Linked DNA regions of Mus musculus: regions 1 and 3 are each linked to region 2. Evidence: chromatin loops called from intact Hi-C (ENCODE). Cell type or tissue: heart. All regions are shown on one strand.

Region 1 (8,000 bases), 160 kb after region 2:
TTAATTAAGATGGAGGAGGACTTCTTGGTCTGGAGATGATTGGTCAAAAATACCAGGTCAGAAAAATAAAAAAAAAACGTTAACATACGGTGACTGATATAACAGGAGGCAAGTATCCTTGAGGACTGTGCCTACAATGGTGGGTGCTGGTGCTATCTTAGTGTCAGAACTAAATGGGGTTAAGGGACACTCAGCTGGTGCCTACGGCAGAATTGCCTGCTTGCATTGCATGTTCGTGAGGAGAGATCCTTCTGTGCTGACAGTGATGTGAAGGTAGATGAAAATCTAACCTTTGCTCTGCTCTGTGCCTGGGGAAAAGGGATGCAAAGTTTCTGCTCCCCAGTTTCTAGTAATGCGGACGTCATATGGCTAACAATAACGAGTCTCTGAAAATGCTTTATTAGCTCTAAACCATGGTGAATGCACAGTTGTTTTCAGTTTTAATAGGGAAGATGAAGACCGAACAAAAAAATTAAGATGAATTTATTTTGCCAGGTGGAAAAGGGGAACCATGAGAGGCATTATTACAAGGGTTTGGTGTGTTGGGGTATTTTAAGAAAGTTAATTTGGCACCGAGTAAAGGATTAGGAAAAACAAATGGAGCTGGGTAACTAAAATGGAGGCCAGTACATTGGTCCAGGGGAGATGAGCCTAGGTCCTGAGATCAATGGGATGACCAGAAACATAACAAAAAAAAATGAGGAAAATGTGCAGTATTATTTCTTTCAGATATAGATCACTGTTCCTAGAAAGAATTTGAACTTTGCTATGAATTTGGGTTTTTCTGTGGGGGAGAGAGGATACCTATGCATGGGAAAAGTGTAGGACACAGTGAAGCCAACTCAGAATGGATCTGTGAAGAAACATGCTGTAATACTGTATAGTGCACTAGGCTGTACTTTTGAACCTTCCCCAACACAGCCTCCTTTGGAAGACAAGTGTCCTAGACTTAGAGGCTAATGGTTAAAGCAAAACTAACCAATCAACTAACCAACCAAAAAACTAACCAACCAACTAACCAACAAACTAACCAACCAACCAACTAAAACCTCTTCGTTGGAGCTTGAATACTATGTGCTCTGCAAGCTGTCTTATAGTTCAGAGGAAGGCAATGAAAGAGACAGAGAAAGCAGCTTTGTGGGAAGGTAGCAATGCCCAGAAGGTGCTCAGTTACAGAGAGGTTGGTCTTCACCAATCAGCCTCGTGCAAGATGAATGGCAGATGATATGTTTTCCTTTCACACCTTGGAAACACTTAAGGGGCCCAGGGTCCTGGATTTAAAGATGGTACTTACCTAGACTCCACAAGCTGGGAGGTCCTGGGATCTCATTTGCTAACAGAAATATATGTGTTCCAAGAGGGTAGAAACAGAAAGATGATTAGCAGGTAGGGGTGGGTGGCTATAAGGTCCCAGCAAGGGAAGCAAGTAACTGTGTTGACAGCAGCCAAAAAGGCATGTCTAGGTGTCTTTCCAATCTCATTTTTCCCCCTCATTTTACTGACAGGAACTGATTTTACTCCTGGTAGAAGTATATTCCGCAAAAAGAATAAGCTTCCCCTAGCTTATGTTAAATCTAGTTGACAGCTAGATCTAAGTAGACACTTGTTATTTGCACGGGACTTTCATAAATATTTCCAAGTGGGTGTGTGTGATCATTTGAATGTGTATCCTTTAGCCATTTTCTTTCCTTCCTAATTGGAATGAGGAATCACTAGTTAAATCCAAGCCCAAAGAGGAGAAGCTCAATCCATATGGAAGACTGCAGCTATGGTGTTTTCTGTTGAGTGGTGGAGAGACACAGTACCACAGGCAAAGATGATGAAGGATGCCATTCAAACATAGCTGAAGCCATGCTTCCTGGCTCCTGGACCCTTTATACCCTGCTGCCTCTTCCTTTCACCTTTCAAAGTAGTTTTTCAGCATAGCATCTAGGATGCATTGTATAAACAACTCACAGGATTTCTTAGCACTGTGAATTGCTGAAGAAAATTGACTTAGGGTCAAGGGTGATATGTCATGGGAGCGGCTGGTTGGTTCTAGTGCCGGGTCCAGAAGAGGCATCTAAATGTTGACTAAGCATGGGATCCTGGCCGCATACACCCAACGTCCAACAGCATGACTGCATCTGCCAGAGACACAGGGAGCATGCACACACAAGACGGATGTGTCTAGATTCTAGATGTCTTCACGTCTCTGGGGTCGGCTTCTGTAATCCGCACTCTGAAATCTGGAGTTTCTCGTGAACTGAGCTCCGAGATAAACTTGCCCAGAGCACTGGATTCTTCCTCATTCTGCCAGCTGCTTCTCATCTTTGCTCTTCCACTTGCCAGAAGGGAGACGGAAGACCTATCTCCTGATGCAATCTCTGTTTCCAACAAGAATCTGTGACCTTGGAAAGAGTGCAGGTCTCAAATGCTTGTCTGAGCCAACATGACACTGAGCAGGTGCGGTGCTGTTTAGGCCAGGCCAGCGGGTACACTACAGCAAGGATAGGAGACCAGGAAACCACACCTACTCTATCAGAGAGGAAATGATATTGGAATGGCATGGGACAGGGAGGATATTCCTTTTCCAGATGCCTCCTCCCTCCACCTTCCCCTTTCCCCTCTCAGAATGAGCAGTGACCCGGTTCCTAAGTCTGAAGGGCCACAAAGAGTCCGGCACTGCTGGACCAAGTCCCAGGGAGAGCAGCTTTTGTGCACATATGGGAGGAAGTGGGCGAAAGTCTTCCTGTGCCCAGGCAGGCAGAGGGGACAGAAGGCTCTGTACCTTGGGCAAACTTCTCTCCACTTTGTCAGGGCACAGTCCCTTTTTTTTACCTCGGTTTCCTTCCCCTGCCTCATGGGAGCAAAGTGAACAGGTGCTCACACATGGGCTTGGAGGGCAGTTCATCACCAGGGAGTCCCGAGCCAGCAGCTGCTCAGCCCCTTCCCTGCTTTCAGGCAGCAGCTTTGCTCACTGAAGGCCCCTGGGTTCCAGCAGGGGGTGGCAGGGACTGGGTTAAGTAGGAGGCCTTCTGGAGACTGGGGCAAGGACCTCAAGTCTGCACTCCCTGAGTCCCACCAGCTGCCGGGCAGGAGAACAGGGTCAGCTCTGGGCAGCACCGGGGCGGGCTGGAGCTGCGTCAGACCATCAAACGGAGATGCCACCCGCTTCCCAACTCAGCAGCTGAATAGGGTGTAGGGAGAGTCCCTCAGCCAGGGCTGCGGTGCCCGCTAGATGGGCGAGGCCCCAGACTGCAGGGCGCCCACTGCGGGCGGAATTCGGGCAGCGCAGCCGGAGTTCTGGAGACCACGGAGGCTGTGGGAGGTCACCTGCGTCCTGCAGCCCTGTCTGAGTGGCCAGGATGGGACTGCGCTGGCTCAGGCAGTGCCCGTGGAATCTTGCGCTGCAGTGCGCTTGGCCCGCTGTTCTCCACAGGCCGCGCGCAGATGCCCACTTCCCACACCCTAGGAAGCAGACCTGCCCAGACAGCCTCTCGAAGGAGGAGGAGGAGGAGGAGGAAGAGGAGGAGGAGGAAGAGGAGGAGGAGGAGGTCACACCACCTTGCTTTATATTCCAGGAGCGGCTCAGTCCTGTTTTAAGAATCTAGCTCTTCGGGCATATTAAACGAAGTTTTTCCTTGCCTTTTGTTAGGAAACTTTTAATCACACATAAATTAGAATTTAGGTTCTAATCGGCCAGGCGTTTAACAGGCCCAGGGAAAAAGCTTCCCTTTTAAACACCGACTCTGGGGGCTGCTGGAAAACTGCCACCGAATTTAGGCAGGAGTTGAAGGTTAGCTGGATTTACCATTGTTTCCCCAGGGTGTTTAACACTCACTGTCCCCTTTTCTTTCATTTAGGATACTTTCCAAAAGAAAATTCTGGAAAACACTTTGGCGATTTTGTTTTTTTTAAAGAAATTTGTTTGAACCTTTTCAATTTAATCCAAAAAGATTCCTGAAATAGGGAGGTGGGAGCATTGGAGACTGGAAGCAGCTGTGTGGCAGGAAATAAGTATCATGCAAAAATACCATGCTAATAAATATCCTTTGTAAGTGGAAATATCTATGTTTAATTGCTTTTAAACTGTAGGATGGAAAACACAATTATACACTGTAACAAACCTGTACAGAAAAATCCTGAACAATACAAAACAAGTGCTAATATTTTTTTTCTTCATGATTGAATTAATTGTCCCCAAATTATGACACTGATAACCTCCCCCAAATACCGTGTTTCCTCCTCTGAAAATGCTTGAAGAGGAATAGTTGTTACCAACTGAATACACTTATTTTTGTCCCTAATAAACAGAAAATTGCATAGCTTTTGATACCGTTGTGCATCCCCAAATGCACCTTTTAATTTCATGGTTAGCTCTTAATATTTTAAAAACTAAAATTTCAGAGATACATATATGAATCCTAGTAATTATAAACACATTTTACTCATCTGATTTTTATAACATGCATTTTCATCATAACTGTACAACTGAAATAGACATTGAAGTATGCTGTGTGCATGTCTTTATTCAGCAACATCTTAGACACCTTGTTCAAACAAATTAAGTGAATTTGAAAGAAACTAAAACAAGAAAGAAATATTCTGCCAGTAAGAGAGAGAGAGAGAGAGAGAGAGAGAGAGAGAGAGAGAGAATCACAGTGTGATACAGACAAGAGGGAAGGAAAGGAAGTTCTCATACGAAAAGGGATTTATTATGACATAGAAAATGGTCACAATCTTTGAGACACACTTCAGAAACTAGTAAACACCTTAGATAGAGTTGTGCCAATTACGCAGCCCACAAGCATCTGCTTTGCCTTAATTAGAGTGGGAGGTGAATGACCACTGTTTATTTTCATTTTCCTCATTAATTATGAAAAACTGCATTTAATTCATCTTGCATAGTGAGAGATTGGCTGCGCAGATGTAAGTCGTAAGGGAAGTGGCTGTCGGTGGGCAACCTGAACATGGCACCCTGCCCAAGGGGACCCCTGGGTGGCACTGCACAGTAATGCATGCCATAATTGTAATTTTTGCCATAGTCCAAGGTTTCTTCTTGCTTCAGGGAAAATATCCCATTATAGTTAATTGGGGGAGGACTTAAGGGACCTTCAAACTGAGGGCTGGCACACTCAGGGGAGGTACTTTCATAGAAGGATTCATATGCACTGCAGTAATTGTAGGGTTTCATGGACTTGGAATTATCAAGAGTCCCATGCCCTGGGGGAGTGGCCAGCTCAGGGCTGTGGTAGGGTGGGTAGAATGTGGAGTAGGGTGACCTTGTGTGGTGGGCAGCCTCCCCACCCTGACCCATCAGGAAACTTCTGGCGTTGAGCTGTAAGCAGCCTGCCACCAAGTTTGTAGTTGGCTGGGAAAGACCTTTGCATAAGTTTTGGACGAACGTGAGCAGATCCGGTCTCTTGCCAATCCTCAGAATTTCAGAAAGTGCCCAGATGTAATTTTTGGCCAGTCGTAAAGTTTCTATTTTGGACAGTTTTTGGGTTTTAGAGTAACAGGGGACCACTTTTCGCAAATTGTCCAGAGCATCATTGAGGCCGTGCATCCGGTTCCTCTCGCGCGCATTAGCTTCCTGTCTCCTGAACTTGACCCTTTCCAGTCGTAGTTTGGTGGTCTTTTTTTTCCTGAGCCCCCTCCTTCTGGACAAGCCATTCTCATCTTCTTCCTCTCTGTCTTCTTCCTCCTCTTCTTTCTCGGTTTCTTCTCCAGGGGCCCTTTTAATGCTCTTTCCTCGAAGGACAACTTGTTTTGGAAAGCTCTCTGGTTTCTTAATTTGTTTCTGGTCCTCACATTGTCTAGCAAACTTTCTGCACATCTGGGATTCGGGCATTACGACAGACTCGTCAAACGGTAGTGTTAACATGGTTCTTTAACCTTAATTTACCTGAAAAAAAATGCCAGCACAGTATGTAAAGTGTTTTCATTTTTAGCATTGATATACTTCAAAATATATTTGATGACTAAATCGTTAAGACTCCAAGAGCAGAATGAAAAAGACTGATTCCAGGACTCTTATATTAAATAAAAAATTTGAGTTTTCACAGACCAACAATCATAAAGACATTGATCTATGCAGAAGCCTTAATTTATACAGGCAAGTTATTATCAAAAGAAAATATAAAAGAAAATACTTATTAGAGACGATCGCATTTTCTATTTCTCTTGGATTTTAAACTGGATTTTTAATACACATGGAGTGGAGTTAAAGCAAATAAAAGCAGGACACAATAATGCAGACCTTCATTAATTCTAATTCCCCCGAGAACAAAATAGAAAAGAAACCAATGTTTAAAACGAAAAGTGTTCTCTCTCCCTTAAGCTAACAAACGGAGGGGGTTTTGTTAGAAAAAAATATTCCCCAACTTTATTTTCTGTTAACCTCAAACTGGGAATTTAGATAAGTGACTGTAGAACATGCAGATTTAAAGAAAAGATCAATCAGATCAAATTTAAAATTGATTTTTTTTCCTGATGAGTGAAGAACTATGCAAGAGAGTGCTGCCCTCCCAGCCTCGAGGAAAGGAAAGGGGAGTAGAGTCATTCGAAAATAAAACTATAAACAAATGGGAAAAAAACTCACAAACATTACTGGCATTTTTTTTTTAAATCAAAGCAAATGTTGCGACTGCTTTAACATCTAAGAATTCCCTCAATGTAATTGTCTGTTTACTGCTGTTCCGCTCCTAGTGTTTTTGTTCTAAGAGCCACGGAAGTCTCCCTCTAGCTAATATCGGACAGGGACGGTCCACGGATTCTGGCTGCAATTGTGCACGTGTGTTCAGAATCCCAAATGAAAGGGGAAAATAATTTGTGTTTAAAATGCATTTTTTTTTGTTTTTGTTGGGTAAAGCAGCAAATATTTTTCATCTAAAGTCTTCAACCAAATAGGCACATTAAAACAGAGACTTTTAATTTAACAATCTCCAGCCCCTCACTACACATACACACACACACACACACACACACACACACACACACACACACACAAAATATACACATATTTGCAATGTTACATAATAGTAATGAAAGTATGTGATAATTATATCATAAGAATGAAATATGATAAGAACTTATAGATGGCAAAGAACATAGAAATACTCTAAGACAGTGATACTGTATCTTTAAATACTTGCATGCAAAGCCAGCATCAATTGAGTAGATCTTTATTTATATTACCTTAGGTTTTAATTTCATTCAATAATCAGTTTTCATTTTGGATCTTCCAAATCTTTTCAGGCTGAGTGTCGCATCGTCTCCTGGAGCCTCTAGATCTGTGTGTATCTGCACTATCTCATTGATCTCTAAAAAGTGACATTGATGCCAACTGCCAGAGCTGGTACCCATGCCATCTGCTAGTGACGTCACAGGGCAGAGAGAGCCATGTGATCCTCTCTTGGGACCTTCATTCTGCACTGATCATCTGGCATCCCTGTAAGTGGGTACCAGCATTCATGCATCAACACAGGAGGTTAGACTGATAGGGAAAAAATCTGCACCAGCCTTTTACATACAGTAGGTGTGTTTCTCTTCTAGCTGCTCGGGTCTCACTGGCAATCTGTAGAAAGAGCTGTGTTAGTGATGTGTTTCGCCCTGCCAATGGTGCAACTGTTAGGCAGTCGTTAATATTCCATTCATTTGCAAGGTGGGCTTTTGTGTGAGTGAGAGAGGTTTTTGTTGTTTGTGGGGTTGTTGTTTTGCAAGGATCACCAGCTCCTCCTGGTGCATCTGGGTACCAGGGAAGGAGAGCCTTGTGTGGGAACTAGAAGCTGGGGTTGGATACTGAAGGAAACCAAGATTAAGGTCGACAAAGGGGTCAGCAAAGGGCTTCTTATTTCCCTGTTTTGCTTTACGGCATGTAACTTGTGGGTGTGTGCCTGTGTATTTTTCTACTCCCGACTTCTTTGCTTCTCAGGATTTCAGAATAAAAGATCAGTTTATCCATCTGGGGTCTGTGAAAGACATCTTCAAATGCTCCCTTACACTTGCTGCTGTCTTTT
Region 2 (8,000 bases):
GGAGTTTTATTCAGACATAAAGAAAAATGAAATTAAGAAATTTATAGGTAAATAGGTAAAACTAGGAAACATAGAGTTAACCCAGACCTGGAAAGAGAAAAGATGCAAAGTCCTACTCATATGTGAATCCTACCTTTGAATCTTTAGATCTGTGTGTTTAACCCGGCACGCCTGCAGAAGCCACAAAACCAGAAAGAGGACATTGGTGGGCAGCAAAGGGGATCTTTTTTTTTTTTTCCATTTTTTATTAGGTATTTAGCTCATTTACATTTCCAATGCTATACCAAAAGTCCCCCATATCCACCCACCCCCACTCCCCTGCCCACCCACTCCCCCTTTTTGGCCCTGGTATTCCCCTGTACTGGGGCATATAAAGTTTGCAAGTCCAATGGGCCTCTCTTTCCAGTGATGGCCGACTAGGCCATCTTTTGATATATATGCAGCTAGAGTCAAGAGCTCCGGGGTACTGGTTAGCTCATAATGTTGTTCCACCTATAGGGTTGCAGATCCCTTTAGCTCCTTGGCTACTTTCTCTAGCTCCTCCATTGGGAGCCCTATGATCCATCCATTAGCTGACTGTGAGCATCCACTTCTGTGTTTGCTGGGCCCCGGCATAGTCTCACAAGAGACAGCTACATCTGCGTCCTTTCAATAAAATCTTGCTAGTGTATGCAATGGTGTCAGCGTTTGGATGCTGATTATGGGGTGGATCCCTGGCTATGGCAGTCTCTACATGGTCCATCCTTTCATCTCAGCTCCAAACTCCGTCTCTGTAACTCCTTCCATGGGTGTTTTGTTCCCAAATCTAAGGAGGGGCATAGTGTCCACACTTGGAAAACAGTAGAAGACACGTAGTGTGAAGGGGGGGGGGCAGTGTGGAGAAAGGCCTAGGTGGGAAGAGAGGTAAAAGGGCATGGCATTCATCTATTCATGCCTAATCCATTCTTCATCAGATGTGATTTACAAATATTCTTCCCAGCCTGTCTTCATTTCTCTAACAGTATGTTTAGAATCAAAGTTTTATATTTTTACAAAGCTGAGTGTCTTAAATTTCCAGGTTGTTTTTCCTAATTTTGTTTTCAGGGGGTATTTTTTTGTACAGTAAGAAGTAGGAAGTTTTTGAAGAATTTTAAGCAACATTTTGAAAGAAAATTAAAATAAAAATTGGTTCAATTGTAGACAATAAAATGATTGGAGTAGAAGGAAATTTTGAGAAAGAAAAGTTAGCTGTTGAAGTGAATTGAATGTGAAATGGGGGCTTAGGGAGCTCTGAAAAACCACTGTTTAATGCATTAAAATGTCACCTCTCTGCTCAGTTGTAGAATGCCATAGTAGAGAGCTCTATACATCCAAGGCAAGAAGACTCCAAATGGAGTTGTGGAGACCTCTGACTCAAGGGTGTCTTCTTTGCTCAATTCCATGTAGCTCCCTTTCAAATGGATTTCTTCTTGTGAATTTTAGTTTCTGAGTCAGGAAATACATTTTTCTACAATGTATTCTTCCAGTAATGATTATACCAGCTCAATATCCTTAAGGCAGAAATTCCAAGTCATAAACGCTTCCCACCCAAATCTGAAAAAAAAATTAAATGCCACACTCATGCCAAATTGTTAAATTGCATAAAATTGTCGTCCCCCAAGTAAGTTTGAAGGGTGTTACTGAGATAGACCAGTGGGGGAGGTGCCTGCCGTCAAGTCTGAGGATCTGAGTTCAATTCCCAGGACCCACATGGTAGACGGAGAGAACCGGCTCCAGCAAGTTGTCTCCTCATGTCAGCATTCCCTTCATAAAATAAGTAAACAAACAAACAAACAAACAAAAACATAAGAATCAAGAAAAGGAGTGAAGATTTGCCTTCAGGTTTTATATCCGAGGTGCATAAGAAATGACACACATCTTCTGTGGTTAGAATTGGGTCTTATGTCTTAGATATCTTGTTATGCGTATGTAAGAACTCTAAACCCTGAAATATTAGTTAAGATCCGTGCTATTCAACATGTATCCATTAACGCTTGCTTTATCACAAACCACTTCAAAACCCAGGGTCCTAAAATCACTATCGTTTACTTAGCTCAGGAATCTCAGCATTGACTTCTGGGATGTGGATCAGCAGGGACGGACCTCTTCTGGATTTTGCTGGATCCTCTTGCGTAGCTTGATGATTTTGGCTGAGCATGTCATATCTCTGCTTCACCAGGGTAGCCCAGGCCATTTCCTCAGAAGCTGATGGGAATCTAAGAGGTTAGAAATCTTTAAGCCAAACCTGCTGGAGGCCCAGGCTCAATCAGAAACTAACAAAATCATGTCAAAATTAATAAAACTATGTCAAAAGGCAGCAATGTGGAGGGAGGGATGATGCCCAGTCTCTTTGGCAACAAATGTATCTGAGGCATGGGCAATTTTGTGACATTCCTTGGAAAGAAAAGTATCCCAGAGACCCTTCTTTTCAAATTTGTAGTGATATAATTACATGAGAGTCTAACTTTTATTAAATTTGTCCTTACATGATTAGGGTCTTTAAAAAATGAGGCTGATTTAGGATCTGACGTGTAACTTCCAATTTCTGTTCTTCACATAAAACTGAGCAGCAGCGATATTTTCATAGGCTTCGCGTTGCCACAAGTGTTAAGTAACGATTGACCCTCCCTGGAGTTCTCTATTGGGGTACTTGCTGGAAGCTGCTCCAGTAATTTTCAGCAGTGCTTTATCTATGAGATGATCTCCCTCTTAGCTGTGCGGGGCTTTCAGATGCATTAATATAGCTTAATATCTCTTCCTGTTGTGTATCTAATTAAAAGCTTGTTGGATTTTCAAAGAAGAATTCATACACCCAAGCACTGGTAATAAAGTCTGTTAATAACCAGGACGAAAACATCACCATGGGACAACAGCAACTAGACACAAGGGATCAGGCAAAGACAGCCAGCCTCCTGAGCAGGCCACTGCTGCCGAGGTGAGCAGAGGATCGGTGTAGGGGTGTGAGTCCTGTTCCGCTCTGGACCCAAGGGTCCAGGTTCTGGAAAAAGGAGCTCATAAAGCTGCCCATTTGCCTTCCAGCTTCCAAATCCTTCATTCTTTCAGGGCTGCCCTTGGCCTCACAGGTCTTCACAGCGGGTAATGCTGCACTAGTAAGAATTGGCCACCAGATGGCACCAACTCTGCGCTAAAGCGCTCTCGGACTCGCACAGATCCTATGGAAAGAGCTATTCAGGAAGATGGCCTCTCCCGGAATTCCCAGCAGCTTGCTTTTCTCTTCCTCTTTTCACCCCATTAAAAATTAGATTCCTTCCAGAAGCATTTTCGCATGATTTTGGAGTTAGAGGAAATAAGTGTGTGTGTGTGTGTGTGTGTGTGTGTGTGTGTGTGAGAGAGAGAGAGAGAGAGAGGGGGAGAGAGAGAGAGAGAGAGAGAGAGAGAGAGAGAGAGAGAGAGAGAGAGAGAGAGAGAGAGAGAGAGAGAGAGAGAGAGAGAGAGAGAGAGAGAGAGAGAGAGAGAGAGAGAGAGAGAGAGAGAGAGTTGTTGTTAGGCTATCACAGTAGGGATAGAAGAGAAGGAGTTTGTGGGATCACAAGGACTTTAAGGGCAATCCTTCACTCTTACAACGCTAGGGGGCAGCCTCTCCTGGACATTCATAGCAGGTTGCTCTCCTTATATCTCTCTTCAAGTCAAACACTGAATGTCTTTCTCCTCTCCAACCCCAAATTATGTATTTTATTTATTCTTTTCTTCTTCAACATAGGGTAGTGACATCTCATCTATAACATCTGTTACCCACATCGCTTTCACACTCCAAACTCCCCCCGCCCCCCCCCCCCCCGTCTCTGCACAGCTCTCACCCCCAAGCATACCTGTTGCCATTGACAACATCTCCCTCTGCTCTGCCCCTCAGCCTTCCTCTCCTCTCCGCGGTTGCTGAATGGCACTGCCTTTGTTTGACCATAGTTTGATTACACAGGCCTTGATATTGACACCAGGGATCCAGCCGTGACAACTGCAGCTGAACCCTTACAGATGGCTCAAAGTTGGTGAAAGAAACGGAAACTGTGGTGTTCAAATGGTGACTTTGTCCCATGGGATATTTAGCAACGTGTATAGACATTTAAGAAGGGACTTTCCTCCTGGTACCTACTGAAGAGAGGGCAAGACTCCTGCTACTTGTCTTAGGATGCACAACTTGCAACAACAGATTGTCCAGCTCTCAAATGCCACGGGTGCCGAGGCTTACTGGGGGCTGGTAATCACTGCAGGGAGAATGACAGGAGACTCTGGCATATGGAGTCTACTCAAGACTTTCTGGGCCGACGTGCAATACAGAAAGCTGTTGGGCCACTCTCTTAGAACAATAGACATTATTCTAAGGGTCATTGAGTGCCACCGGTGGGAGATTTGGAGCCTTATAACCAGGGAATGAGATGGCTCCGTTTAGTCTCTGGCTTGAATCAGTTCTTGACTGGACCCTATGGAGAATATACTGGTATGTGATGATACTTCTAAAATAAACCGGAATTAACCATATTTATTTATTTATTTTATTAAACGAATAGGTTGGATACACATCTTAAGATATTCTGAAATGTTATCATTCTTTTCTTCATGGTCAGTACTGTGGTTTGGGTAGCGACCCCCAAAGGCATCCATATATCAAGAGCTGTTGCTCAGCCTGCCATGCTAGGCATGGGTAGAATCACTAGGAACTGGGATTTGGTGGAAGAACTTTGCTTCCCAGGATGGGGTGGAGGATGCCCTTGATCTCTGGTTTCCTGGTTACCACGTGGTGAGCAGGACTCCGGTCCTCACTTGATCTTCCCTTTCTAGTTCTCTCCAAATCCAGCCATTATATATATTCTATTCCCTTTCCTAGGGACATCTATCTGCACTCCTAACTCTGCAACTAATTTCTGTGGCTCTATGGATTGTAGCTTGGTTATCATTAACTTAACAGCTACTGAAATATTTATTTTTTTTCAAGACAGGGTTTCTCTGTAGCCCTGGCTGTCCTGGAACTCACTTTGTAGACCAGGCTGGCCTCGAACTCAGAAATCCGCCTGCCTCTGCCTCCCGAGTGCTGGGATTAAAGGCGTGCGCCACCAACAGTTGTGTTTTCACTTCGTTAGCCTGGCAGAAGTCATCCACTGGTTTCACATCTAATATTTCTTTACCCTGTCTTATAGCCTTCTAAGAAGTGGTCATCTTTGCTTAGATTTACTATTGATATCATATCTTTAGTAGTTTGGAAATGTTACTATATTTCATAATTTTCTATTCCAATTGATGCTTCTCTAAAGAAATAAAATGAAAATTTCCAGAAAATGGCCATCATAAACTTACAAATTACTTGTACTTTTAGATGTTTTTCTTGACACAATCATGACATCTGCACACAATCATTTGTCAAAATGGGAAATTATAGTCACAACAACACAGAGACCCGAGGATTGCTCTCATGGTCTGTCACTCCCAGCACGCGATGATTCTGTTTTCAAACTGAGCTTAGATTAGACCCTTGTAAGTTTCTTTGACTCTTACACAGTTGTCTACATTTCTCTAACTAGATTGAAAACACATTTAAACAAATTGTTTATGTCTTATTCAACACTTTTGCCATGAAAGTTCTAGTTTTTTCTTAAGATTTCTTTCTTGGGGTATATAATGTTTCTTTCATATGTGGCTTAGTATTGCTGAAATAAAATAAGAGGTGACCAGGTTTGTAGAATCTCTGAAAAGTCAAGAAAGACAGAGCCAAAGCTTCACCAGCTGAGCAGCCAACAAGCTCACAGAGCCACAGACTTTCTCACAGGGTAGGGAAAACAAAACAATTCTATTACTTTAAGCATTTTTCATAAAGTCTAGAAGCAGCTTGTAGGTGCACATACATGTGTGTGCACATGTGTGTGTGCTTGCATGTGTATGTGTGCCCATTCTTTTTGTTTCTTACATTGAAGTCCTTGATTCATTTGCAGTTGAGTTTTATGTAGCACAAAATGTGTAGCTATGCAGTGTTATTGACACCATTTGCGGAAGATACTATCTTTATGTATATTTTGGCCTCTTTGTCAAAAATCAAGTATTTGTAGGACACATGGACACATATGTGGGCACTCAGTTCTGTTGTGTTGATCAGTGTGATAAATTATGTCAGTAGCATGTTGTTTTTAATCACTATTACTGCGATGTGTAGTATAATTTACAGTCATAAATGGTGATACCCCTAGCAGTTCTTTTTTTTGTTCAGGATCAGTTTGACTATCTTGAATTTATTTGTGGTTCCATGTAAAATTCAAAATTAGTTTTTCAATCTCGGGAAGGAACTATGTTGAAATGTTGATGGGAATTGTGTTAAATCTGTAATTGCTTTCTGTGGGATGGTCATTTTCACAATATTAATCCCACCAATTCATGAGCAGGGGAGGGTTTTCTATCTTCTGGTATTTTCTTCATGTTCTTTCTTTTTATTGGTTATTTTATTTATTTACATTTTAAATGTTATCCCCTTCCAGCTTCCCCTCCACAAGCCCCTTATCCCCTCCTCCCTCCCCCTGCCTCAGGGAGAGTCCTCCCCCACTCGCCTACCCACTTCTGCCTCAGAGTGGCCCAGCGTTTCCCTGTTCTGGGTCATCAAGCCTCCACAGGACCAAGGGACTTCCCTCACAGTGATGCCAGATAAGGCAATCCTATGCTACATATCTAGCTGGAGCCATGGGTACCACCTGTGTACTCTTTGGTTGGTGGTTTAGTTCTTGGGAGCTTTGGAGGGTCTGGTTGGTTGATATTGCTGTTCTTCCTATGAGGTTGCAAACCCCTTCAGCTCCTACAGTCCTTGCCCTAACTCCTCCATTGAGGTCCTCACACTCAGTCCAATGTTTGGCTCTGTACAACTGAATCTGTATTGGTTTGGCTCTGGCAGAGACTCTCAGGAAACAGCTATACTCCTGTCAGTAAGCACTTCTTGGCATCAGCAATAGTGCCTGGGGGTGGTATCAACACATGGGATGGATCCCTAAGTAGGGTAGTCTCTGGATGGCCTTTTCTTCAGTTTCTGCTCCACTCTTTGTCCTTGCATTTTCTTTTGACAGGAGGAATTTTGGATTAATATTTTTGAGGTGGGTGGGTGACCCCATCCCTCAAATGGGCGCCATGCCTATCCACTGGGTATGGTCTCTCCAGGTTCTATCCCTCCCTTGTTGAGTATTTCAGCTAAAGTCCTCCCTGTTGGGTCCTGGGAACCTCTTGGATCCCTGGCATCTAGAACTCTTTAGTGGCTACCCTCTGTTCCCCCTCCCCCACTGCTACACACCTACTTTCAAATTCCTGATCCTCTGTACTTCTCGCCCATCTCCTCTCATATCTGAACTGGATCCCCCTTTCCCCCTCCCCCCTCTCTCCTTCCCAGATCCCTCTCTCCCTCTCCTTCCCAGAGATCATTCTCTTCCCCCTACTGAGTAGTACTGTAGCATCCACACTTTGGTGTGCTTTTCTTTCTTCCTGGGTTTCATATGGTCTGTGAGTTGTATTGTGGGTATTCAGAGATTCTTTTTGGTTAATAGCCACTTATCAGTGAGTACATACTTTGGGTGTTCTTTCATGACTGGGTTACCTCATTCAGGATGATATTTTTCAAGTTCCACCTATTTGCCTCCGAATCTCATGAATTCATTATTTATAGCTGAGTAGTACTCCATTGTGTAAATGTACCACATTTTCTGTTTCCATTCCTCTGTAGAAGAACATCTGGGCTCTTTCCAGCTCCTGGCTATTACAAATAAAGCTGCTATGAACATAGTGTAGCATGTATCCTTGTTATATGTTGGATCATCTTTTGGGTATATGCCCAGGAGTGGTATAGTTGGGTCCTCAGGTAGCACTATGTCCAATTTTCTGAGGAGCCTCCAGATTGATTTCCATAGTGGTTGTACAAGCTTGCAATATCACCAGCAATGGAGGAGTGTTCCTTTTTCTCTGCATCCTCACCAGCATCTGCTGTCATCTGAGGTTTTGATCTT
Region 3 (8,000 bases), 530 kb after region 2:
TGCTAACCAGGATAATGGACAGAGGCGACTTGAGAGGCAACCATAGAACAGCCCACTTCTGGAGCAGAGCAGGAGTTTTGCAAGTGATTGTGGACTTGTGGAGTTTCTTCATTTAAGGGAGATGATCTATAACAAAGGGTGAGGCAGGAAAATGTATTGGTCTACTCATTTCCTTGTTGGAATCAGGTTTCCCTTTAAATAAAATCATTAAAAGTTGTGACTGAGGCAAAAACATAGGTTAAAATGTAAAGATTAATTTGATTTTGTTGTGCAGGTCATGCAGTGGTTAAAAAACATGCCCTTACCAAGAGCATTATTCACTGGCTGGTGTTTTCAGGAAGAAAGTATAATTTCTGTGTACAGTTTTCATTTAGGGCAGTTTCTAGCTGGCTATGTCAAAAGTATTGATTCAGCAAGAGACTTAAAATAAGCCGTGGTAGGTGAAGGGCTGCTTCCCTTCCTATATTCCATTTATCTTTCAAGCTTGCCTCAGTAGCAAGGAGCTATGGGGCACCACACATATTTTATAATTCTAAAAGATGGAAACACTGCAGTGGTTTCTAGGACATACTCATTAGAATCCATCTAAATGCCTTGTTCTAGAAGTTTCCCATTTTTAAAAAGCATAGAATTCCTTCTAATGACCCAAATCTCAAGGAGTAAGGCCTTGTGGAAATATAGCTCATTAAAAAATAATTGTAGTAAGAGAAAAGAAGAAGAAGAAGAAGAAGAAGAAGAAGAAGAAGAAGAAGAAGAAGAAGAAGAAGAAGAAGAAGAAGAAGAAGAAGAAGAGGAAGAAGAAGGGGAAGGGGAAGGGGAAGGGGAAGGGGAAGGGGAAGGAGGAGGAGGAGGAGGAGGAGGAGGAGGAGGAGGAGGAGGAGGAGAAGGAGAAGGAGAAGGAGAAGGAGAAGGAGAAGGAGAAGGAGAAGGAGAAGGAGAAGGAGAAGGAGAAGGAGAAGGAGAAGAAAAACTTATTTGCTCTTTCCATATGTGCATACATACCACACACAAAGTTCTTTCAGACAGTTGATAAGTGTTTAAGTCAAGACATACAAACCTTAGGTTGTTTTGAACAAACTACCTTCAAAACATAATGTGAGTTCCTTTGCTCTCAAAGATACACTGTAAATACAGAATCGTCTACCTCAGACAAGTCAGCAATTCATTGTCCTAAGAGCCCTGTGGTGACATGCAATTCCTTCACACCTGTCCTAGTTAGAGTTATCATTGATGCAAGGAAACATGATGACCCAAAGCAAGTCTGGGAGGAAAGGGTTTATTTAGCTTACACTTCCACATCACAGCACATCATTGAAATAAGTTAGGACAGGAACTCAACCAGAGCAGGAACCTGAACTTGGAGGCAAAATCTGATGCAGAGGCCATAGAAGGGTGCTGCTTGCTATTTTGCTCTCCTTGCGTTGCCCAGCCTACTTTCACCAGTCCAGGAGTGGCATCACCCACAATGGTCTTAGACTCTCCCACATTAATCACTAATTAAGAGAATGTCTAGGCTTTCCTATAGCCCAATCTTATAAGGCATTTTCTCAGTTAGGGTTCCAATATTTCAAACGACTCTAGCTTTAGTCAGCTTGACATTAAACTAGCCAGCACAACACCTAACATTGGAGAGCACCTCACTGTGATATGTAGGGCAATGTATGAAAGTCTCCCAAGTCCTATATTTGCCACAGGGTATACGCTGGAGTCAGGAGGTCAGAGACCATCTATCATTTGCAAACTGGATGCTCAGTATAATTGGGAACTTTCAACCAGTTTCCTTTACCTGCCAAAGAGAATAATGACTGTTGCCATATATTCAGAGTGTTGGTGGGAAGAGAGGCTATGCTCACAACGTAGAATGCTTGCCTCTGAGTACAGGTGTTCAGTTTTTCTCTTCTTTCCTAGATCCATGCTTCAGGGAAGGTAATTTGTTTTATTTTATTCTGTATCTTTGATGAGTCATAATGGCCAGAGAAATGACATTGCACATACAGTCATCAAAGATAAATATCGACAACGAAGACAAGCAAACTCTTTTTCTTCCAGGTCTTATGCAGAGTGGTGTTTATCAACCACTGTGAGTGGGTGGGTACCTTCTGGGTTAACCCTTCCATTAATGCATTCACCAAGTAGTCTTGTCTTTACTTATGACTGAAACCTTTTTTTTAAAGATGTATTTTATTTATTTATTTATTTATTTATTTATTTATTTATTTATTTATAAGTACCTAAGTACACTGTAGCTGTCTTCAGATGCACCAGAAGAGGACGTCAGATTTCATTACGGATGGTTGTGAGCCACCATGTGGTTGCTGGGATTTGAACTCAGGACCTTCAGAAGAGCAGTCGGTGCTCTTAACCACTGAGCCATCTCTCCAGCCCATGACTGAAATCTTATGATACAAGTTCATCATGCCTACCTGTGCCCATGTCCACCATTTTAACCATTTGAACATGTATTCCATGATTTTGAGCTAAGCATGCCCATAATGTATCTGCCATTGTTCTTTTTAATTAGAATCTTAAACTGAGCATGCTCAGGATGCCACTCCTTCACTGAGCATGCTCAGGACTCTATTCCTTCACTGCGCATGCTCACGGTGCTTAATCCTAAAGTGATTTATATAAACATGTGTATCTCCCTGGGCAGAGCTCCCATTCCTGCTTTGCAGAAGTTCTGTCCCCGCTCCTCTTACCCACTACAGTAAAAAGCCTCCTCCATCTTTTGTCTCTGTTGTGCAAAAGCTATTTTGATTCTACCATTCCCTTGCACTGTTTCTAGGCTTGTCTTCGGGGTTTCTTTGTCAATATGATAGCAAACAACAAAGATCCATGGATGAAGAACTGGTTGTGGATTTGATTTTTCAGTTCTTTTTAAAAATCTTTGAGATAGAACCCTGCCTGTCAGAAAAAGACACATTATTCGTTATCACTGTGGATTCTACAAATCACCTTATTTCACTCCTACTGGGTCATCACATACATTCCTAGGACAGTGCCTGGAGAATGAAAGGGTTAAAGACTCATTTGCACACTTCTATGGAACACCCCAAGCCAGACCTTTGTCAAAAACATAGCTTTTCTTCCGACACAGCAGTGCCACCTGCTGGATATATTATCACATTACACTTCTAACCTCTTGATAGTGCGTTCGATTAATCTTTGATAAACTGATCTGTAATTTGTAATTTCAGAGTACTGCAATCATCAGGCAATGTTGAGGTTTATTTTGCTTTTTATAATTGCCAGAGTGTGGGGGTGGGGGTTAAGAGAGATATCTTGGGTGAGACTCTGAATTATAAGAGTTGCTTTGGGGAAGAAGCTTTGTAATATAAAACTGGAGTGTGGTCAAATGTGATAGCCTTGTGAATTGTCACAAAGGTTAGGGACAGACCAATCGGAGCTTTAGGCATTTTAAAAACTGGCCACTTAGTGCAGTCAATGTTCTATCACAAACTCAATGATCATTAGGACAACTCTCCCAATTTTAACCATAGCTGTGGGGAAAATAAATGAAACTAGCACCATTAACCTAGTTTAATGTCTTTTTGCTCATATTTAATAGAATTGTTCCATTTGAAAACTAGAATCCGGAATTTAGCTTTTCAGTAGTTTGAGCTGACCTCTCAAACTAATAGAATTTCCAGACTCCACATGGGAAGCCTCAGCTCACTCCCGAGCCACTGGGAAAAAATGAGCCTGAACCGAAATTAAAGCTATTTCTTTGAAACAACTGTTCAGAGTATTATGATTTCAATCATCACTTAACAGGACATACTGAATGGAAGATTTCAGCCTTGCTGAAGGATGTCACCTGAGAAAATGAGGCCATAGAAAGCCTGATAATCTCGGAAAATGAGCAGTAGAAACTTGCCTTCTCCCTTATTGGGCTGTACTCTGCCTCCTTGTGTCTCTGTAGCACTTCCTGACCTCTGTCATCACCCTTACTGGGTGCCTGGAGTGACTATCAGTATCAGAGGGTTTCTGGTCACACCTCCTCCCAGCCATTCAGCCAAGAAAGACACCAGGAAACCAGAAAGAGGAGTGTGAGGATGATGGAAGGAGACAGGCTGGATATGCAGGTCCACCCCCCCCCCCCAAAAGCAAGCACTGGTTGAAAGCACCTGAGGCCACGGGTGGTGTTTCTGGGGAACTCATTTCTACAGCATAAATTACTGAAAAGAGACCACAGAAAGCGATGGTGCATCCCTGTAATTATAGAACTAAGTAGGCAAGAGAAGGATCAGGTGTTTGAGGGAATGCTAGGAAATTTACTAAAACAACGACAACAACAATAACAACAACGATAATAGATGTCACAGCAAGGGAGAGGCAGCAATACCTCCAGTTGCTTATGATAGAGTCAAGATGGCAAGGAAGAACAAAAGCTTCAATTTTGAAAGATCCCAGGTGCCAGTTTGCATCCATGATTCTTGCTGACCAGTGAAAGACATCTTACTTCTGGAAGTGGTAGGGACATCGTGGATGAATGTCCAAGTCCTGATATATATTCAATTGTTTTTCCATTCTCAGGTCTCCCCTTCGGAAATCCCCTATCCCCTCCCCTCCCTCCTGCCTCTGTGAGGGTGCTGCCCCATGCACCCACCTACTCCTGTCTTAATGCCCTGGCATTTCCCTACACTGGGACATCAAATACCCTCAGACCCAAGGGCCACTCCTCCCACTGAAGTCCAACAAGGCCATCTTCTGCCACATATGTGGCCAGAGCCGTGGGTCCTTCCATGTGTACTCTTGGTTTGGTGGTCCAGTCCCTGGGAGCTCCAGGGGATCTGGCCGGTTGACACTGTTGCTCCCCCATGGGACTGCAAACCCCTCAGTTCCTTCAATCCCTTCTCGAGCTCCTCATTCAGGGACTCCACACTCGGTCCAATGGTTGACTGTGAGCCTCTGCCTTTTCTGTATTTGTCAGGCTGTGACAGAGCCTCTTAGGAGATAGCCATATCAGCCTCCTATCAGCAAGCACTTCCCAGCATCCATAATAGAGTTTCAGGCTTGGTAGCCCATTCCAGTAATGGTGTGCTAGAGAGCTCAGGATAGTAGTTTTAGTCTTTCCAGAGGAACCCGAGAACACATTCACAGTATTCACAGAGCAGGATCCCAAACCATCCTACACTGTCTGCCTTGTTGTACTGAGCACTGTTTGGCTTTTGACTGGCAGTGACTGCATTTCTCTGCCTAGATCTTAAGATTCTCACTCGCTCATCCCATTCAGGACCATAGCCTCAGGGCTACCCAAATATGCTGGGCTCCTGTCCTATTCCAAAGTTAATCCTGGTTCACCAGTTAGCCCCAATCAAGCCTAGGACACAGGATAGGCACAGGCAATAAGAACAGCGGGGATATGCAACAGTTGAAGCTCATGGGTATGAGTGGGGTGAGTGAGAGATGGTCATGAACACGAGTGCGAACATGTGGAACATATTCTCAACTTTCTTAATGCTGCAACCCTTTAGTACAGTTCCTCGGGTTGTAGTGTCCCCAACCCCAGAATTATATTTGCTGCTACTCCATAACTGTAATTTTGCTACTGTTACTAATCATAATGTAAATATGTAATGTATATGTAATGTGTTTCGTGATGATCTTAGGTGACCCCTGTGAAAGGGTCATTGTACCCTACAAAATGGGTTGCGACTCATAGATTGGGAACCATTGCTCTAAGTCATCTTAGCAAAAAGCAAACATAGCATGCTCCTGTCTCTTACAAACAACCCCTAAAATACAAAAATATTGTAACAGCCCTGGCAGAAATGAAGATGTTCTAAAGAAACGCTTGTGTCTCTCATTCAATGAGTCTGTTGAAGCAATGGACACTAAGAAATGGAGATGTCCTCCCTGGAATCTCATGATGGGAGAAAAAGGGGCTTCAGCCTTGTGAGACCACCTACAGGATGAAACTGAAGCCCAGACAGAGATGGTCAATAGCCAGCTCCCTGGTCACCCCACCCCATGGTTTCCTTGCCCGTCTGTTGCATATTTGCAGTTGTCACATCTGTCCTGACTACAGGTCCCTTTCTATACTCAGAATCATCCCTAAGGGTAAGGATTGCATGTCTCAAGTAATAAGACACTCCCTTGAATAGAAGTTCTTTAAAAACAGAAGAAAAAATTCCTGCCCATTTATGTGTTGAACCTGGATGAAATTTGAAAAATAAGACCAGAGTCATTCTCACAGCCAAAATTTTCACCAATAAACCTAGCGACCTGGGTCTCTGTAGAGCCTCTTGGGAGATGCTTATTATACCCAGATCAAATATCTCAAAGGTACCCAGCTGCAAGGACTGTATTCCAGTATTTCTGGATGTGGTCCCAGGAGAGACAACACAAATAACAATTCGAGTCCAGGCCAGAATATAAACGAGAAGTGTTGGAAGTTCGCAGTGGTGTTTCTAACGCTCCCCAGGCTATGCTCATGTTCACAAGGGACAGGTGGTAGCTTGATGCAATTAGGAGATGCTCTAACCCAAAAGTCTTCTTCAGGACTTTGTGATGTGTAAGAGAGGCACCTCCCTCAATTCAGAGGCTTTTCATTTTTTGTCTCTCCCTTGGGAACTTCAGTTCTTTAAGACTTCCTTCAGTACATATCCAAGAACTGGAAAAAGTTTGATGCTAAATGGGGGAGGGGCAGCTAATATTTTACAGTGACATCATTATCTGGCATCAATATAGTTTAGATAATGTTGATTTGGACAAAGGATGGTGACAAGTTATTTCTCAGTCAGTGTAATGAGCCAGCTCAAGCCATATTAAAGTAAATATAAATGCAAGTTTATTGGAAACTTTTATTCTGTGCAAGAGTTCACTGTTCCCAAGAAAAGTGCTCAGAGTTGTTGCCATGGGTAGGGAGACAGAGGGAAAGGGGGAGAGAAAGAAAGAGCATGCACAGAGAGAGGGAGAGAAAAGAGAGGAAGAAGGGGAAGAAGGGTTGCAGGAAAGCATCTCGTTGCCTTCCTCTTCCAGAGCTGCTGTTGTGTGGCAGCAGGCAGGGCTCTCCATATCTATGGCTCACCTGTACCATGCGACAGAGGGCAGGTCTGTGGGCATCTTTGCCTAGCAGAGCTGTGGGACAAGAGGTTAGCAGTATTCTGGATGTCTCCTGACTTTTAACCTCCAATGTCATCAGCACATCCCTTGGGACTGTGATGACTTCCTTGTCACAGCAGGTCCCAGTGTAAGGCAAGTCAGGATTTTATTATTAATTTTAGATATCTATTTGTTTTCTATCAAGAGAGAAAGAACAGTCATTGATTTGGATGGGATGGTTGGTCGGGGGCAGTTGAGAAGAGTTGGTGAAGGAAAACTATAGTCAGAATATATCTTATAAAGAAAAATATTTAAAAATACAAAGAGGAAGAGGAAGAAGAGGAGGGTGAGAAAGAAGAGGAGGAGGAAGAAGGAGGAGGAGGAAGGAGGAGGAGGAAGAAGGAAGAGGAGAAGGAAGAAAAAGGAGGAAGAGGAGGAAGAAGGAGGAGGAGAAGGAGGAAGGAGGAGGAAGAGGAGGAAGAGGAGGATGACAAGGAAGAAGAAGGAGGAGGAGGAAGAAGAGGAGGAGGAGGAGAAGGAGGAAGAGGAGGAGGAGGAGGAGGAGGAGAAGGAGGAAGAGGAGGAGGAGGAGGAGGAGGGGGAAAGCCTTGCTCACTGGCTAGCATGATGGCTCTGCAGGAAAAGGTGCAGTTCTCTCTACTGTTTGTTTTCAATCAGAGAAAGGTATCGTTTTAAATGTGTGTAACAAGCCTTTTGACCTTTTTTGCTATTATTGGGCATCTACATGAGCCTTCTCAAGGACCAACTTAGGTGCTAGGTCTTTGAGTGTTAAAGGTTCTAGTTTGATCCCATTTAGCTTCCTGTCTTGGAAGCATAAACTTTAAATTTAGCTTTTGAGGGTTTCAACAACAAAAATTAAATTATGTGGTTCAAAGGCCTCAGAATCAGCCATTATAGACACAAGAATAAACCCAATTTCTAGAGTTAACCCT

Evidence for each region. A loop is a pair of places that touch in the nucleus more often than their neighbours do. Peaks named below come from ENCODE experiments on the same cell type or tissue, not always from the same donor. Only the 100,000 strongest peaks of a DNase experiment are listed, where the experiment ranks them.
Region 1: it touches region 2 in a loop (3-fold over the local background); 6 of 42 quality-filtered maps call a loop at or near these places.
Region 3: it touches region 2 in a loop (4-fold over the local background); 12 of 42 quality-filtered maps call a loop at or near these places.

The regions. Positions count from the first base shown.
Region 1 is chr6:55,673,785-55,681,784 of GRCm38, forward strand. Neurod6 (neurogenic differentiation 6) reads right to left here and starts at 7,479. Exons shown (of 2, transcript NM_009717.2): 1 at 7,180-7,479; 2 at 4,034-5,887. The coding sequence starts at 5,866. The coding sequence ends at 4,853. In heart, a CTCF peak has its summit at 3,252; DNase peaks (open chromatin) are centred at 2,557 and 3,057; H3K4me3 peaks cover 928 bases; H3K27ac peaks cover 510 bases; H3K27me3 peaks cover 4,142 bases.
Region 2 is chr6:55,516,832-55,524,831 of GRCm38, forward strand. No RefSeq gene overlaps it. Among named protein-coding and RNA genes, the nearest start is that of Gm34441, 16 kb to the right of the region's middle. In heart, CTCF peaks have their summits at 3,118 (motif pointing right) and 3,639 (motif pointing right); a DNase peak (open chromatin) is centred at 3,140; H3K4me3 peaks cover 674 bases; H3K27ac peaks cover 290 bases.
Region 3 is chr6:56,046,226-56,054,225 of GRCm38, forward strand. No RefSeq gene overlaps it. Among named protein-coding and RNA genes, the nearest start is that of Ppp1r17, 33 kb to the left of the region's middle. In heart, a CTCF peak has its summit at 3,119 (motif pointing left); no DNase peak of the experiment used is centred here.